Linked DNA regions of Homo sapiens: region 2 is linked to region 1. Evidence: read pairs that join two places in POLR2A ChIA-PET (ENCODE). Cell type or tissue: MCF 10A. All regions are shown on one strand.

The links. Peaks named below come from ENCODE experiments on the same cell type or tissue, not always from the same donor. Only the 100,000 strongest peaks of a DNase experiment are listed, where the experiment ranks them.
Region 2: POLR2A ChIA-PET joins it to region 1 with 6 read pairs; 2 of 35 experiments call an interaction of 5 or more read pairs at or near these places.

The regions. Positions count from the first base shown.
Region 1 is chr6:155,187,202-155,191,201 of GRCh38, reverse strand. All of the region lies in intron 14 of TIAM2 (TIAM Rac1 associated GEF 2), which reads right to left. Among named protein-coding and RNA genes, the nearest start is that of CLDN20, 75 kb to the left of the region's middle. RefSeq lists an enhancer at 3,244-3,747. In MCF 10A, no CTCF peak of the experiment used is centred here; a DNase peak (open chromatin) is centred at 1,981.
Region 2 is chr6:155,597,043-155,601,042 of GRCh38, reverse strand. No RefSeq gene overlaps it. Among named protein-coding and RNA genes, the nearest start is that of NOX3, 140 kb to the right of the region's middle. In MCF 10A, no CTCF peak of the experiment used is centred here; no DNase peak of the experiment used is centred here.

The DNA of each region.
Region 1 (4,000 bases):
GGTCATCAGATGGTGTCCATGCTCTTCACCACTGCCCGATGTAGCTTAGGGGGACTTAGCTGTCACCGTTTACCCTTCTACACTGCTGGCATTTTGTACCATGCGCATGTATTACCAATCTGAAAAAGCGAAGATAGTGTCACAATACAGTTATCTCTAAACACGAGAGCTAAAAAGAAGATTTTCATACTTGGTCCTTCCCAATGATCTCACTTCCTTCATAGGCAGGAATAAAGTGAGAAATAGAATTCATTTTCAAGCCCCTTACAAAAGAAGGAGGAAAAAAATAGAAACACAAACAAGCACCATTTGGCAGCCAGTACTCATAACACCGACAGGAAAGTGAGATCTTTTTTTTTTTCCTTTTCCTTATGTAACAGGCTGTAAAGTTTCCTCTTCTCAGCAGCCAATAGTTTCATAGAACTACTGCTTCACAGAGAGCCGGCTCACTCTACCTTCATAGGAGACCTGCCTGGCATCCCAAACTCTCAAATGTCTATCAAAAGTGGCAGAGCCAACAGATATTTCACACAGTGTGCTTCAGAGAACTTCTGTAGATTTTTATCTGAAAGTTGTATTTATAGTTAATGTTCGGAGAGAAAAGCCAAGACTGATTTTTACTCAAAATGCTGGGAACGTTTATTTAACATCTCTCCTCCTGACCCTCATACTGCCTGGTCCTCTTTGCCATGGGGTGTCCCCTCCCCACCAGCCATCCCTGTCACAGGCCAGCAGGATGTTAATCCATCTACCTCACCCCTAAAGGGGACCGGTGAGGACCACACTTTAGTGGAGACGGCTTCCCAGTGCTGAGGAAGACTTAGGTTTTACAGAGAACATATAGGGGTTCCTTTATTCACTCTTTCCTCTAAAACATCTGAATATTTATTTTATAAGGGGCTTCTGATCATTCAACATGACAATACTTTAAGATCCAAAGGAATGAAGCTAGAGTGGTGGGATCAGAGAGGTGACAGGCAGGGGCAAGCTTTTCAAGTCACACACACACTCCAGTGGCCATCAAATGAGCAGACAAGTTCTCTATATTTTATAGAAGGCAGGGGGAAGTAGTAATACAATATTCATTAGTTAGTTAATTAGCTAGTTGGTTTTTCAGATACATGCAACGATACGTTATAAATTCCTGGAATTCAGGGTTTTCTACAATCTGGCCCCAATAGACTTTCCAACCTTTCTTCCCGTGACCTCTACATGCAGCCTCTGTCTTCCAGCTTGCTTGCTCTATGTGAAAGGCCCTTCCCTCCACCAAATCCCCCCACCACACACCTCCAGGTCCATGGCCTGTCCAACTGCAGCGCTGAGATCAAACACAAACCCTTCTAGAAACTGTCCTCTGATGCTGATGCTGAGAGCCCTGTGCCTTGCTTCTGGGTGCCTTTGCTCTTGTAAAACAGAAAAATTAGTGGAAATCCCACCTCTGACCTCTAATTCTCTTCATTGCAATTTTTTTTTTCTTTGGAGCCAGGATTTACAAGTGTTTTCCAATTCAACTATGAGCTTCTTGAGAGTATGAAATAATGTGTAATTCACCTTTATGTACCTTCGACATTTAACAAAAGGTTATCTGTTAAATACACAAGTGAATAAATAAATGACTGAGAATAAGAAAAAGAGAATCAAACAAAACTAAGTTTTATAAGGAAATTAGTATCCAGGATCTTAATTTTTTCCACCACTAAAAGAAAGCCACACGCTCACTTCCACACTGGTGGAAATGAAACCGATCTTCAGCACAGACAAAACAAACTCGTAATTCTGAGACCAAAGTTCTGTGTCCTGGTAAAACCAGTATTTCCCAATCAGATTGTTTTCTGATTTAAAAAAAAAAAAAGTACCACTCATCTTTAGGAACACTAATATGTTTTTACATCTGGAAATCTGGGGTATCAGCCAGCCAGACTCACTAATAGCAGTTTTACACACAAACAGAGCATTCTCTGAGCTAAATGCTGTTAGTCATCCTAAACAGGCTATGGAAGCCAAAATGCCCTCACTCTCATAAACAGGAAATAAGTGGGTTTGCCACATCAGAGCTGGCTCTATAATGCTTTTCCCTGGTGAGAAGCTATATAATGGACACATACATTCCCAAGAGCAATTCATTCCAAAGAGCAAATTTACATCGAAGTGGCTTCTGGTAGCTTGAGACTCAACGCTACTCACAGCGATTTAAAAAAAGAATGATTCAAAGGGGGCGTGGAGGCTAAAAAAAGAACCTCAGGCTGCAATTACCTTCATCATCTGGTAAGCCTGTGTTGGATTTACATCGTCTAAATGGAAGGAGGAACATAGGTCTTTTCTATTTTTGTCCCCTATTAAATACACCTCCAATCCTAACAAGGTAGGATTAATGGCTGTTTATAGATGGAGAATTCATTAATGCGACAAGTTCAGTGTTTACATAAAGACTTTATTCAGAAACTCTATGCCCAATGAGACTTTCTTAAAAGCTGCTGGAATGTTTCAAAAGATGGCAAACACTAGAAAAGGGATTTTCATACACAAATCACAAGTATGGCATTAACAGGATCCCAGTATAAACAGGTCTGGCCTGTCCAATCCCTTCAATGGTTGCCTTGTTGGCTCTGAAATAACACTGGCCTCTCTGGGGAATTCCAGTGGTAAAATTAATTCTCTCCATAAAAAGTTTTTACAGATGATATTTCCGCTCAAGTCAAATACAGCCTACGGACATTTCCTCTCTCCACTGTGAATAACTAGAACAGAAATTTAAGCCCTTCTAGGCAAAATCAAATGGTCACTCATTTTGTAGGCAACAGAGGAACTTCATACTGAACCCTCAACGATTCTCCATATATTCCTGTCTCTTCCGCTCCTCACAGAGCATCACAGGCATAGTGGAGTGAAGCTGGTGAATGCTGGAAGTTCTTTGCTTCCCAGTGTAAGCGATTTGCCAAATGGAACATGGTGTCTTCCAAGCACGGGCCCAGCAATAAACGAGGTGAGCTAAGAGTCGACTGCCTGCATTCTGAGCGCACGAGGAAAGACAATGGTGGAGGTTTGGGACACACAATTCCTAAGAACACACATGCGCAACAGAGATCATGTGCCGGGAACTTTGCACACATTATCTCATTCCATCCTCAAAACCTCGGCATAGAAGGCCTCAGGAAACAGTAAGTCCTACTGCCTCAGTTCAGGCCACCTCTTGTAGACTAATGGCCAAGGGGCAGCGGGAGTGCTCACGCCAGCCCTGGGGCTGCTCTCCAGCCAATGCAGGCTAGAGAGGCTGGCTCTCCAAGGCTGCTTTCCACACCTGCGCAAGTTAAAAATGGGGCTTGCGGCCGAGCACAGTGACTCACACGTGTAATCCCAGCACTTTGGGAGGTCGAGGCGGGCAGATCACCCGAGGTTGGGAGTTCGAGACCAGCCTGACCAACATGGAGAAACCTTGTCTCTACTAAAAAAACAAAATTAGCCAGGCGTGGTGGTGCATGCCTGTAATCCCAGCTACTCGGGAGGCTGAGGCAGGAGAATCCCTTGAACCAGGAGGTGGAGGTTGCGGTGAGCCAAGATTGCACCATTGCACTCCAGCCTGGGCAACAAGAGCAAAACTTCATCTCAAAAAAAAAAAAAAAAAAAAAAAGGGGGCGGGGTGGGGGAGGGGGGGTTGCACTGCCCCAAGCCTCTTGCAGGAGGTGCACCCACAGCAAAACCCTGGAATCTGCATTTTCATTAAGCTCAGCAGGTGAGTCTTGGGCACTAGGAAGTTTGAGACCCATTTTCCTAAACATTATTAGTATCAATGAATGTCAAATACTGCAAGGATGCTTCTTTTCTAGAAAAGCAGAACCTTAATAGCAACCCACAAGCAACCCCCTAGCTTCCTGGGACCTGCCACTGTGACTAACACTTCTTTCAGTAAAAGATTCATTAGATATAGAGATATAGACAGAGACAGATTTTTTTTCCCACTTGAAACTGATCAAGAGACAAAAGTTAAGCAACGTAAACTTCA
Region 2 (4,000 bases), 410 kb before region 1:
TCACTCAGGTCTAATTCTAATCTATATGTTTAATAGCTGGTGAATCCAGACTGCTGGAGCCTCTTTTTCCCAACACAGGAAAAATCAGCTTCTTGCCATACACATGTAAGTTGTTGGCAGTATTACAAGGAGAACATAGACAGGCTCTTTTACCAAGGAAATTAGAAGAGCTTCAGTCAAAAAAATCTCCCTGGAGATGTTGCCATAAGTGACTCTTCCTACCCCTTAGGATAGAGACAGCTGGGTACAGACCTCCTTCCCTTAGATGATCCCAGCTGAGTTTTAGGGAGATGTGGTAATTAGTGGGGTGGAGCAGGAAGTCCCATTTCAAATATGAATAAGCCATATTAAAACAACAAGTTATTTGGAAAATAAATATTAATACAAATTATGCATCTCTTCCAAAAAAAAAATCCTTAGGGCAGTGCTTAGTAAAATAACTTTATATTTCAAAGTCCAATAGTGAAGTTATTGAAATTATTTAATGTATACTGAACCAGCAATAGTATTTTCAGTGCTGTATAGGTAAAAGAGCGGCATCTTTATCGATCTTCTATTTAACCATCAATTTCTGTATTAACTGCTATAAGAAGTCTCACTCCCACCCAACTTTATTGTGTCTTGGTGTTAAAAGGGGAATGAAATACATGTACACACACCACTTCAGGTCATGTATTTCCATTTTATTTGGAATGCAATGGATAAATACCAAGGGAGCATATTTCTCTGTTTTTCACAGGTGTGCTATATTGTACCTAAGAGCATTATTCTGAGTATAAATGGACAGGATTTTCCCCCACACCTTCCAAAGTCTTTTAATTATATCTCTAAAATTGTATCCTCATGGATGAAAAGAAAGTTTGTTATCTTTTACATTATTTTTCTGAAAATAATTTAACCATGGAATTTCTGATGAGACCATCACAACATTTTTGCTTATGACTGTGCCAGGTAACATAAAAAAAATAGTGACACAATGCAAGCTTTCAATCCAATAAAATTACAAAACTCCTCTGAAAGCTTTAAGAGATAACCTTTTTCCATATTAGTAAGATATTCTTTCAAGATAAGGAAGTTAACCGAAAAGGAAGAGAATTTTAACTCAGTAGTATTTATCTCACTGGTACAAATCTTAGTGACAAGGAGTCTCAGTAAATCTTAAAGTATAAGTCAACAAAACGGTGATTCAAATGAAGCCAGGGTGCAGGGTTTTAGCACTGCAGGCTATAAATTGTTGTCACTGGGACAATAGGGAAGGTCTCTGGGGCGGGACAGTCTTACTATGTCCTTGGAGATCACTAGAATGTTAACAAGATCTCTATTGTCCTGTTTTCAATGAATGTTCTGGTCTTTTGTGTGTTGGGACCAGAAATCCCATGACATTTCTTGAAGGTTGCTGGGGAGGGGAAGGAGGGGATGTTGTATGTGTGTATGTTTGTGTTTGCGTTCATTCACTGCTGACTTTATTTAGACAGGTGACTGCAATGATCTCTAGAGGCTATAGGAACGTGTTGGAATTTAGGAGAGCCACCCCTCAAAGAATAAATCTTCCTGTATGTAAATTTAAAAAGAAATTAACTTCAAACATCAAAAAAAAATTTTGAAATTTGAATACAAATTGTCACCCCTTTTCCAAGTACTGTTCCCAAGTCAGTTTGCAATAGCTTTTAGACACTGGACTTCTCTCATCAGTGTCTGTTTAATGAGCTCCTGTTAGGTGATGACACTGCTTCCTCCTCTCTTTCTTTGCCTCCTCCCTTCATATAACTACTTTTGCATTGTATTTTTCCTTAAAATATCTTCCTAACCCATTTCCCACTGTACATTTTGACGTTTGCCTTCTCATTCATTCAGTCTTATTTGTAGTACATGGATAGGTCCCAAATGCTCCTGTGGAGGAAAAACGTCTGCTTCACAAACATTACAGCAACATTTGCTAGAGGTAGAAAAATTAACATTAAGTAAATATCTAGATAGGGGGAAACTGTAGTTTTTTTGAAATGTTGCTTTATGTTTAATGTTTGCATTTGAATCTTCACAAGATTAGCAATGAATTCATTCCAGTCCTGTATTTTAGTCTATGTATTGCCTGATATAGATCAAGTCAGGGGTTAGAATGAGACATCAAACGGTTGATATATGATACTTTGAAAAACACTAGAACTTTCTCTACTGATTATGGACTTTGTAGTATAACATGAATTGGGAATGATGTGAGCTTATATAAATAGGAAGGCTGGATTTTTGGCCCTCTGGGAATTGGTAATCAAAAAGGAAATGCAGGGATTAAAAAAAAGATTTTAAAAAAGGGGAATAGTAGGTAAACTGGCAAATATTTTCTGTAAATATTCATAAAATGACTTATAATGAAATATTAAAACTTGTTTATGAGTTTTTTTAAAGTAAGACTGATATGAACGTGTATGAGAAAGAGCGAGTGTGTGTGTCTGTGTGTGTGCATTCATGAGTGAGTCAGCTTAGATTGTTGGTTATCTGAATTTATTTTATTTCATGGCCGATTGTACTGCAGTTACTTGAACACACTTTGAGTTTCATAATTTTGTAGGTGTGCTCTAGTGGAATAACCTTGCATCAAAGGGAATATCAATAAAGCCTGAATCAATGGAGTAAAATATAGAGATTTTACTGTAAATTGAGAAGAAAGGAACATGAAGTCAAATTTGTAAAGTTTCTTTGAACTTCCTATGCATCTGAGAAGCAATGAAATATGTTATATATAAAATGTCAAAACTCTGTCCCCTCTTCCTAAAATCCTCCCACTAAGCCACATTATGTTTTGTAGGAGCTCAGCTGAGATTTGAAGGCCAAGCCATATATATGCTATATACATTAAAATCAATCTCAATCTATCTTAGAAAATTAGAGCCATCACTATTGTATTATAAATGTCCAGTGTAACTCTCTTCTCATGGTTTGGCCAGTGTGTTCCTCAATTTAGCTATTGCTATTGCTCCATACATGCAAACCAGCAAGCTTCAGATAGAGATGACAAATACCAGCTGCCCTCTGTATATGTGTGAGTTATATTAGCTCTCCAATTAAGGGCTGGTAATCTGGAGTCAAATATATGCTGACCAACGTGTCTCTTCATCCCTCCCCTGAATTAGACACTGCCATAGCCTTGCTACCACCTGACTTTAAAAGATTCCGTCTAGTGAAATTCTGCCTTTCCTGCTCTATTGGCATGCTTTGTTCTCCTCTTTTCCTCAGTTGATAGTTAGACATCATAATTTCCTAACAGATAACATTTATATACAACAACAATAACACCAAAACATTAAGGAGTAAATGAAGCAAAAGACCTTCATGATGAAAGTTGTGAGACTTTCTAGAAAGTCCACATAGGAAATATAAGTTAAAAGAAAAAAATGGGAAGAATAAATATTATAAAAGCTATCAATTCTCCCAAGATTAGTCTATAAATTAAATTAATCTCAATCAAAACCCTAAGAAGGATATCATGAAAATTGAAAAACTGATTTTAAAATTCATGTAATAGAATAAAAGCTAAAGAATATCCAGCACAATTTTCAAGAAGAACAAAAATGGACACTCTATTTTGTATCAAAACCTTCTATAAAATTATAGTAATTAAAACAAGGAGAAATTAGTATAGAAATAGATAAAACTTTCCACAGGTACAGAAAACACATCATGGAAACATACAAATGAAATCTTAATATGTAGCAGAGATGGCAATACAAATCAGTGGAGAAAGCATGATTTATTCAATAAATGTCAAGGGGCAGTTGATCGTGCATACAGAAAAAGACAAAAGTTGATCTCTACCTCACACCATACACAGAAATTTATCCCAAAAGGATTAAGACCTAAGTATGCATTGAATTTTTATTAAATACACAGTTTACTAAGAAAGACTTTTAATAAAAAATAAAGATATAAAACATTTAGAATAACTTCATGGCATTAGGATAGGAAACAATTTCTCAAATACGACATGAAATAAAATCTAATAAAG